Regions from separate parts of the Homo sapiens genome. Here region 1 is linked to region 2. A link is an interaction called in ENCODE POLR2A ChIA-PET data of the cell type or tissue named here. Cell type or tissue: A673. All regions are shown on one strand. Each heading gives the region's core, and the rest is flanking DNA. Links, peaks and the distances in the headings are about the cores only.

The links. ChIA-PET counts read pairs that join two places held together with the same protein. Peaks named below come from ENCODE experiments on the same cell type or tissue, not always from the same donor. Only the 100,000 strongest peaks of a DNase experiment are listed, where the experiment ranks them.
Region 1: POLR2A ChIA-PET joins it to region 2 with 5 read pairs; 2 of 35 experiments call an interaction of 5 or more read pairs at or near these places.

The regions. Positions count from the first base shown.
Region 1 is chr2:219,868,697-219,874,075 of GRCh38, forward strand. No RefSeq gene overlaps it. Among named protein-coding and RNA genes, the nearest start is that of LINC01803, 34 kb to the right of the region's middle. In A673, for the core only: no CTCF peak of the experiment used is centred there; DNase peaks (open chromatin) are centred at 145 and 2,835.
Region 2 is chr2:219,750,877-219,756,255 of GRCh38, forward strand. No RefSeq gene overlaps it. Among named protein-coding and RNA genes, the nearest start is that of LINC02832, 24 kb to the left of the region's middle. In A673, for the core only: no CTCF peak of the experiment used is centred there; no DNase peak of the experiment used is centred there.

The sequences.
Region 1 (5,379 bases), core at 52-5,051, 120 kb after region 2:
CATGAAAGCATTTTACAAGCATGTGAGTAATGAAATCCATGTTTTAAAGATGTAATGCATTTTACAGGCTCTCTTAATCTGCCCTTGCTTTCCTTCTTCCTTATAAAAAATTTAGTGGTGATTAAATTAAAAGAAAACGGAAGTCATAATAAAATAAAAACTCACAGGCTCCACAGTAATTTGTCATTGCCACAAGTATTCATGGCACATCCTTAACTGGCACCCACTACTCCTGCGGTCTGGATAGGATACAAGTGTTAAGTTCCTTTTATTAGGCTGCTGTACTACCTACCCCTTCCTCTTCTACCCAAGAGTATTGGGAAGGCAAGTGACTGGATAGATAACTATAAGCAATCCATTCCTGAACTATAAGGCTAAAGATTATCATTACTCGGCTGTATAATAGAAAACCCAACTTGAAATCCCTTTAACAATAAAGATTCACCAACCTCAACACATTAACTTTTTCCTCAGACCAGTGCCCCTCATGGTTTCAAGATGGCTGCTGCAGCTCCGTGTATGTGACATCCAAGCATGAGGACATTCAGCAGGTGTATTAGTCTGTTTTCACACTGCTACAAAGACGTACCTGAGACTGGGCAATTTATAAAGGAAAGAGGTTTAATTGACTCACAGTCCCACATGGCTGGAGAGGCCTCAGGAAACTTACAATCATGGCAGAAGGCAAAGGGGAAGTAAGGCACCTTCTTCACAAGGTGGCAGGAAGGGGAAGTGCCGAGCAAAGGGGGAAGATCCCCTTATAAAACCATCAGGTCTCATGAGAACTCACTCACTATCAGGAGAACAGCATGGGGGAAACCACCCCCATGATTCAGTTACCTCGACCTGATCTCTCCCTTGACAATGGGGATGATGGGGATTATAATTCAAGATGAGATTTTGGGTGGAGACACAGCCAACCCATATCAGCAGGGAAAGAAAAATCCCTGTTCCTTGTTTTCTCTCCTAAACAAGAAACCTCTTAAAAGCCTCCACAGAAACTTCTACTTCCATTTCATTGGAAGATTTAGGTCACATTTGCACCCTAAACCAATCTCTGGTAAGGAAATGGAGCTTCCACCATTAGTTTAGCTTATCACGTTAGTTTAATTGGGGTATAGGTTACCCAAACAAAATTGAGATTCTGTCCCCAAAAAACAAGGAGGTATAGCAGGACCATTTTGTTTACAAGTGTCAGGACATCCAGATAAAAATGGCCTAAACAATAATAAAAATACCATTATCTCACCTAACAAGAAGACCACAGCAGGTGACTCGAGAGGTGGTAGCTTCAGCAGTGCAGGGATGTCAGGCTTCTGCTGGCCTCTTGTAATTTCCTTGGCTTTTTCTTGGTTTTACTAGTGTCTGCCACAGCTCAAAGCATTGCCTATATTCAAATGCAGGAAGAGGCCAAAGTCCCAGGCTTTTGCCCTCTTTTTAGAGCACTGGAAACTTTCCCAATGACTCGCAACTCTCTCATCCCTGTATCTTAAGGGTCAGGGTTACATCACAGGCCTAGGTCTGTATCTATCACTGGCAAGTGAATGGAATCAACAGGATTGGCTTAAATAAATTAACATTTAATATTTACCCTTGGGACGGGAGGGGGTGTCCTTGGCTGAAGACACAGGGTAGGAAGGGAGGGTTGCTGCAAACATCTGGAGAATATTCCAGCATCTGCCAGCAAGGAAGGAAGGGGCTGGGAATGACTCTTGGGGAGTGCACCACGCATGAATCTTTATCTCGCTAGTGGGAAGGATTATAGCATGTATCTAATGTAATTGAGGGGTGTTCATTGTTGGACTGGAAAGATTTAAGGGCCACAGACTTCTCAGTGAGAAAGATATGGAATGTCGTAGTCACTTCTAACTCATGGGAGCAGAAGTTAGCAATGCTTTTTTCAGGATTTCTTCTTCTTTGGGTTAGAAGCAGAAAGACTGAGACTCCTTTAGGAAGTATGAGAGATACTGAGATGGGCTGCTCATGAGAACCCCCTGGTGTGCCCCTGGCATGCAGGGACTAGGAGAGGTACTGACCTCTGTTTAGCTCAGCTTCTTGATTTATATCTGGGAAGGGAGATTCAGCTCCTTTCTCCTGATGCTGCCAGTCTAGGGCCTTTTATCTCTCATTCTCTCCGAGTTGTCCAGAAATACTTCTGGAACCTGTGGGTCTTCCTCCTCCTTTAGTTTTCCATGGGACACCACTGAAAACTAGGCAAAGCAAGTCAGGGGGTTGTCTATTACAGCTTTTCATCAGGATACAAGAGAGCTGTGCACCGTTACTGTTCCAAGGGGTCAATTTGGTAAGCATCCCCACTGGACTCCAGTCTCCACTCTGTCACCTTCTAGCTTCTTATTTTTAGCAGTTTGGCTTAGCTTGGTTTCCCCAGTTTTGTCACTGGCTGCTCTGCAGGCTGGAGTGGTGTAAGATCTTGTCACTGAGGAGTGGTAAGTCTCTGAATAAGTCTTCACAGTTATGAGGCCTACGTTCTTTGTCTCGAAAATAGGGACAATTACCCTGGCTTGATAAAAGTGATGCATACTATGCAATGGAAGATGTTTATACTGTGCAAGAATCCCCTTTTTTCCTCCTCTGAAGCTTTGCTCCGGTTCCTTTGTGTTTTAGAATCTGCTTGTTTGCTTGTTTACTTATTTATTTATTTATGGCAGTGAGAGCGAGACCCCTTTACCTGATGGCCAGGCTCAACAACAACTGCTCTGAACTCATCCATCCTTCATTAATATTCACCCGGTGCAAAGCACATCGCTCTGGAGGCCTCTCCTCTATGGGACGCTTTAATGTGGCAGTTATGAAAGCAGCTTAGACCGAGCTCGATTAGCATAATAATGAAGCTTCGGTGGCAGTGTTTCCATCCTCAAAGGAAATAGCTGGAGTGGTCACAGAGCCTTTAACAAGTACTGCTTTAGGATAAAAACGGACAGGGTGGGAGATGATGGATGGCAATGTGGAATGTGGGGAGGGGACTGTTGGGGGTGGGAACTAGCAGGGGAAGTGGGGGAAGAGATTGTTTGCTTTTCTTTGCCTTGTTCCTAAGAGATGTCATCTGCAACGACAGAACTTCCATTAGTAGTGGGCCTTTAGAAATGCACAGGTTTCTGCATTTCCAGAAAAACATAACGTTAGTTAGTGTCTCTTTTGGCTGTAGAAGAGAAAAAAAAAAATACCCAGCCCACAAGAACACCGCACTGTTTCAGATGTTCAGTGACTCCTGAAAATAAGTGGGTAGGCATTATTATCTCCCTTTGACAGATGAATGCACATCCAAACATCCATCTGTTCGTCTGTCCATTCATCCACCTTATCTTCCTCCAGAAATGATTTAAGACAGTTTCCAGATGAGGTACCCAAATTCTCAATGCCAGGTAGAGGCAGTGCTCCCATTTGAACTCAAATCTCCTATGACTTTTCCCCTAACACCGTGATTCTTTTAAAATCAATTCAGAATTCAAACCAAGGGCCCTACTTTCCTGACTCCTGCGGTTAATTGTCAAGAAACAGGTTCAGCTGGATTTCAGCTGATCCACACATCTTGCCTCCCAGTTGTTTTTGCAGCAGAGAGATCCTCACCTGAGTATGGAGTGTGCCTCCACAGGGCCCCTTAATTGGTCATTGACCCAATCTGGGCCAGTGTAATAACTTCCATTTGCACATTTAAGCTGTTGGTTATTTTGCTGGATTTTTACAAATCTGGGATCAGCTGTTCTCTCATTATACAGACATGGGAACCAGCGGGACAGCTGAAGCACACCTAGGCTCTCTCTAGCCATGAAAAATCAAGCACTAAGTGGGAGGAATAGACAGAAAAATTCAAGAAAATCTCAAGGCCCTTGCTGTCCTTCACCAGCACAGGCACATGGAGCAGAAAAAAGAAAATCTTGGTTGAAAATAAGAACCAAGCGGCTGGGCATGATGGCTCACACCTGTAATCCTAGCACTTTGGAAGGCCGAGATGGGCAGATTGCTTGAGGTCAGGAGTTCAAGACCGGCCCAGCCAACATGGCAAAACCCCGTCTCTACTTAAAATACAACAATTAGCCAGGTGTGGTGGTGCGTGCCTGTGGTCTCAGCTATGGGAATGGCTGAGGCAGGAGAATCACTTGAGCCTGGGAGGTGGAGGTTGCAGTGAGCCAAGATGATGCCTCTGGACTCCAGCCTGGGTGACAGAGTGAGACTCCATCTCAAAAAAAAAAAAAAAAAAAAAAAAAAGGAAAGGATTGCAGCTGGTTTGCCTTGCCAGGCTAATGGGCAGACTCATTTTAGGGAGATGGTTATTCGTTTAGGAAACGACCATAATCACCTATTTGGTGTGAAAGATGAAGCCTCCTCTCCCTACTCCCTCAACTCTAGAGGATGATTTGGAAGAGACACAGCGAGATCAGAACGACTCTGCATAATAAAAATGAGAGAGTACAGAGGAGTAGATGGGAAGAGTGGGGGAAATGATGCCCAAACAGAAGCCCTTTGATGGAGGAGTGGGATGTGGAGAAGGACCAACATCCAGTATGGGAGGCCCTGGTGTGGAAATGGCCCAGAAGTTCTAGTTTTAAGTAGTTTGTGGAGTTCTGATAGAACTCTCTATAATTGCCAACCTTCAGTAAAGGTCTGTTTACAACATGCAACAGCTTTAGTGTGGGTGGTGCTTCGAAGGTTCAACAGGCAAAGGTACATCAGCTTGGTTCAGGACAGAAAGAAGAGGGTGGTCACAGAAGGGGAGATGTAGCATGATGGGAGATCACCAGAACAGGCAATCTGAGCCACAGGTGACCATGGAAGACCCTGGGAGTCAGCCAAAAACCTTTCAATTCATGAGATGGGGCTTAAGTCAGATTTCCTCCCAGATCGAAAAGCAATGGGACCCCAGAGTTTTACCTAGACAGAATATATTTGCTTCTGTTTTCATGAAGTTTCGATAGAAGTCTGAGTTACAGTGACTGTTGCTACTTCAGGCCTCTGTATCTTTTTGCAGTTTGCCTTCCATGATCAACCGCCAGGAAGTCACATTCTTTATGGTTTATGAGCACTTTGCATTATTTTACTTAATCTTCACAGCCATTTTGGGAGGGAAGCTGAAAACCCGAATCACTCTGGGAATACTGGTCTATTGCCATTAACTTAGTTTGCTCTTACAAAATGACTTAACTAGCTGCATATGAAAACACAATACACAACCCATTGTCTATACAGGAAGATATTAGCATTGCAAGGCTCTTGGTTGATGGACATAGGGGAAGGGTACAGGTTGCAGCAATAGAGCAGTTTCTCTTCTAATTTCTTTTTAAGTTTCTCAGTTTTTCTACAAGTTTTACGTACAAGCGAAGAAGGATTAGCACATGCGACCCTACTGAAGCTGTGATCACA
Region 2 (5,379 bases), core at 109-5,108:
GGCAGAAGAATTTTTCTTAGTACAGAACAAAATGAAGTCTCCTATGTCTACTTCTTTCTACACAGACATAGTAACAATCTGATCTCTTTCTTTTCCCCACATTTCCCCCTTTTCTATTTGATAAAACTGCCATCGTCATCATGGCCCGTTCTCAATGAGCTGTTGGGTACACCTCCCAGATGGGGCGGCGGCTGGGCAGAGGGGCTCCTCACTTCCCAGACGGGGTGGCCGGGCAGAGGCGGCCCCCACCTCCCGGACGGGGCGGCCCCCCACCTCCCTGACGGGGCGGCTGGCCGGGCAGGGGCTGCTCCCCACCTCCCGGACGGGCGGCTGCAGGGCGGAGACGCTCCTCACTTCCCAGACGGGGCGGCTGCCGGGCGGAGGGGCTCCTCACTTCTCAGACAGGGCGGCCGGTCAGAGACGCTCCTCACCTCCTAGACAGGGTGGCGGCCGGGCAGAGACACTCCTCAGTTCCCAGACCGGGTCGCGGCCGGGCAGAGGCGCTCTTCACATCTCAGACTGGGCGGCGGGGCAGAGGCGCTCCCCACATCCCAGACGATGGGTGGCCGGGCAGAGACGCTCCTCACTTCCTAGATGGGATGACGGCCGGCTGGGAAGAGGCGCTCCTTACTTCCCAGACTGGGCGGCCGGGCAGAGGGGCTCCTCACATCCCAGATGATGGGCGGCCAGGCAGAGACGCTCCTCACTTCCTAGACGGGGTGGCGGCTGGGCAGAGGCTGCAATCTCGGCACTTTGGGAGGCCAAGGCAGGCGGCTGGGAGGTGGAGGTTTTAACGAGCTGAGATCAGGCCGCTGCACTCCAGCCTGGGCAACATTGAGCACTGAGCGAGAGAGACTCCGTCTGCAATCCCCGCACCTCAGGAGGCCGAGGCTGGCAGATCACTCGCCATCAGGAGCTGGAGACCAGCCCGGCCAACACTACGAAACCCCGTCTCCACCAAAAGATACGAAAACCAGTCAGGCTTGGCGGCGCGTGCCTGCAATCGCAGGCACTGGGCAGGCTGAGGCAAGAGAATCAGGCAGGGAGGTTGCAGTGAGTCGAGATGGCGGCAGTACAGTCCAGCCTCGGCTCGGCATCAGAGGGAGACCGTGCAGAGAGGGGGAGGGGGAGAGGGAGAGGGAGAGCTGTTTTTTTTTTTTAAATTAAGAAAAAATTTCTGCGTACGTGGTAGGTATACATATTTCTGGGGTACATGAGATATTTGAGTCAGGTGAACAATGTGTAATAATCACATCAGGGTAATGGGTTATCCATCATCTCAAGCACTTATCATTTCTTTAGGTTATAAACATTCCTGCTATAATCTTTTAGTTATTTTAAAATATACAACAAATGACTGTTGACTGTGGTCACACTGTTGTGCTATCAAATACTAAATCTTGTTCATTCTATCTAACTACATTTGTATGCCCATTAACCACTCCCACTTCCTACTTTCCTGCTACCCTTCCCAGCCTCTAATAACCATCACTCCACCGTCTATCTCCATGAGTTCAATTGTTTTAATTTTTAGCTCCCACAAACCAGTGAGAACATGCAAAGTTTGTCTTCTGTGCCTAAAGCCAGCCCTTTCTGGGCCCACTTGCTACTGCACAAACACACTCCACATAGTTAATTAAGAGGGACAGCTCTCTCCACAGAATACATGTTCTCTGCTTCCACTTTCTGGACAGCCTGCTCATGCTGTGTGGGGCAGACGGTAGAGTTAGCACTCTTTTCTTTTTATCACACAATATAATGTAGTGGTTCTGAGTGTAGGCTCTGGGGTTAGGCTGACTAGTTTCAAATCCCAGCTCTTTTGCTTGGGTGCATAACCTCACCTACTTGAGCCTCAGTTTCTAGCTCTGTGAAATGGGGATGCCAATAGTGCCTGCATCATAGAGTTGTTCTGAGAATTAAATGAGGAAGTGTGTGTCAGGTACATAATGTTAGGTCTGGTATATTTTAACTTGTATAAGGCAGAAACAAATACCCGACGATCTGAGTGCTTCCTGGAAGTCTGTCTCCTGTTACTCAGAAGTCCACATTGCTATGTGCAAAATCACTGCCTGACACTATCAAGTGCCCCAGCCCTGAAGCAGCTGCAGCTGTGGTTTAAAGCTCTCTACTTGCTGCCTTCCTGGGGCATTTTTTTTTTTTTGAAGAGATACCTGTACTCCCATGTTTATTGCAGCACTATTTGCAATAGCCAAGATTTAATAATCCATTTTAGTGGATCCAGTTTTTCTGGGGACTCAAAACTGATACATTTAGTGGGTTCTTTAAGAAAAATAATATAGACATTATGGATATAGAAGTAGGTAGGAAAATAAATATTTTAAGAAGGAAAGGATATAACAAAAACTGTGAGTTATAAGAAGTTGACAAATATAAACATTATGATAATTTTAAATGTATGTAACCACAAAAGCAGCTTTTGTTTTTAATTTCCACACATTACTTTCTTATAGTTGCTCTAACAAAGAACCACAAATATAGTTGCTTAATACAGCACAAATTTATAATCTTACAGTTCTATGGGTCAGAATTCCAAAATCAGTTTTCTTGGGCTTAAATCAAGATGTTGGCAGGGTTGTGTTGCTTCTTAAGGCTCTAGGGAGAATTCATTTTCTTGCCTTTTCCAGCTTTTTAGAGGCTGGTTGTGGGCCCACATGGCTCTAACTTCTGTTTCTATTGTCACATCTCCTTATTTGACTCTCACCCCTCTTGCCTCACTCTTATAAGGACACTGTGATTACACTGGGCCAAGTAGATAATCCAGGACAGTCTCTCCATTTCAATGTCTATGGCCTTAATTACATCTTCAAAGTCCCTTTTGCCATGTATGTTTCCTGGGATTAGGTGGTGGACATCTTTGGGGGCCCATTCTTCAGCCTGCTGCGTGCCTTCTTCACACCACTTTCATTACTCACCCTTTTGAACTCAGACATTGCTGGTAGCTCAGGCTCTGGGTACACCTGACAAGTATGCACACACTTGACAGGTATTTGAGAGCTGGGATCCTTTCTTGAGATCAAGTTTAGCATCTGACTAGCACCTCTGCTGCAGGTGGGAGTGGGAAGCTCAAGACAACATTGCGCCAGAGAGCCATCAGATGCCTGGGAATTGGGCTTGTCCAGACCTCAGCTTCTCTTCTTGACTTCTGATATGGTTTGGCTGTGTCCCCATCCAAATCTTGTCTTGAATTGTAATTCCCATAATCCTCACATGTCATGGGAGGAAGCTAGTGGAAGGTAATTAAATCATGGTGGCAGTTACCCCCATGCTGCTGTTCTTATGATTGCGAGTGAGTTCTCACAAGATGATCGTTTTATAAGGGGCTTTTTCCCCTCCTTTTCTCTGCACTTCTCCTTGCTGCTGCCATGTGAAGAAGGACATGTTGCTTCCCTTTCTTCCATGATTGTAAGTTTCCTGAAGCCTCTCCAGTCTTGCAGAACTGTGAGTCAATTAAACCTCTTTCCTTTATAAATTACCCAATCTTGGGTATGTCTTTATTAACAGCGTGAGAATGGACCAATACAACCTCCATAGTGCTTGGTAGTCCAGGAGTCTTTCCAATTCATGCTCTGCTGGCTGCCAAGCACTTCCTCCTCCTAGGGCCTGCCACACTTCTCATTCTTGGCCAGCCTCCCAATGGCCTGGAATAAGCCCACCTCCTTTACCCTCCCTCCATACTGCCTGACTCTGAGCACCCCAGAGTCCCACTCTCCGCAATGAATTCCCGGCCGAGTACCTCCAGGCTGCTTTCTTGGCCAAAATGTCATTAGGGGAACCCTGCTCACTGTCACATGTTCATCTTGCCTCCCTGAACAGAAACACTCTCAACAGCCCCTCTTCCAGCCTGTTCTCCTGTCCACCCAGCTTCAAATGTTCTATGTGTTCAGCGTGCTCCCTGGAGTCACTCCACCACCTGGCTAGTCCACAAGGTCTCTCTGGGCTCACCAGTCCTAAGAACCATAGCTCAGGCAGGGTACTGTGTCTTTTCATGCCATTGCTGGACCACTGGATGTAGGTGCTCTGAGGGAAGGGGTACAAGTGCCTCATACACAAAGTGGGGCTGGCCTGCCAGTAAGATACCCTGGGCCTTTGGCTGGTGCGTTTCTTCCATTGCCATCTTCTTGCTATAAACCCTCATAGACAACATTCTGGGATGTGACCTTGGGTAAATGGGCTCTATTCAGGGTCCTCCCTACTAGTCCTTCTTCTCAGTTTTCTCAGTTCCCATCCACACCCAGCTAAAAGCTCTGATCTCTTCTTGTTTTCCTGCCACAATTAATGAGGATGTAGTCACCCTTTAGATTAGGGCCTACAAACGGAGTGTTTATGCTCCCCACCTTCAAATTCATATGTTAAAATCCTAACCCCAAGGTGATGGTGTTAGAAGGTGAGGTATCTTGGTAGGCTGTGCCCTTATGAATAGAATTAATGTCCTATAAAAGAGACCCCAGAGAGATTCCTTGTCCCTTCTACCATATGAGGACACAGCATGATGGTGCCACCTATAAGATAGAAAGTGGTCCATCACCAGATACCAAATCTGTTGGCACCTTGACCTTGGACTTCCTAGCCTCCAGAACTGTGAGAAATGTTTGCTGCTTATAAGCCACTCGGTTTATGGTGTTTTGGTGATAGTAACCTGGATGAACTAAGACAGAGCCCAAAACCTTCAGTAACTGATATGGTTTGCCTGTGTCCCCACCCAAATCTCATCTTGAATTGTTGTTCCCATAATCTCCATGTGTTGTAGGAGGGACCAGGTGGAGATGGAGATAACTGAATCATGGGGGTGGTTTCTCCCATCCTGTTCTCATGATAGTGAGTGAGTTCTCACAAGAGCTGATGGTTTTATAAGGGGCTTTCCCCCATTTTGCTCTGCACTTCTCCTTGCTGCCGCGATGTGAAGAAGGACATGTTTGCTTCCTCTCTGCCATGACTGTAAGTTTCCTGAGGTTTCCTCAGCCCTATGGAATTTTGAATCAATTAAAACTCTTTCCTTTTTAAATTACCCAGTCTTGGGTATGTCCTTATAGCGTGTGAGAATGGACTAATACAGTAACATAAGTCTTGTCTTCCCCAAATAGGGCATAGTTGGCCACTCAGATGCATGATGCATTATCTTCTAAGCAGCAAAAACCACATTGCATTTTGAGATAAAAAACAGCTTGACTATTCCTATCCTAATTTATAGATCCCACTTTCTCACCCTCAGGAAAATGAGGATGAATGACTATCCTCTCTCACTTCCACACATTCTTAAGGCTGTTCTTTATTTTAGTGTGTAAAAATTTGCTCAGCATTATATAATCATTAACCAAATATAACGAGAGGAAAAATTCACTCATGACACCACTATCATCC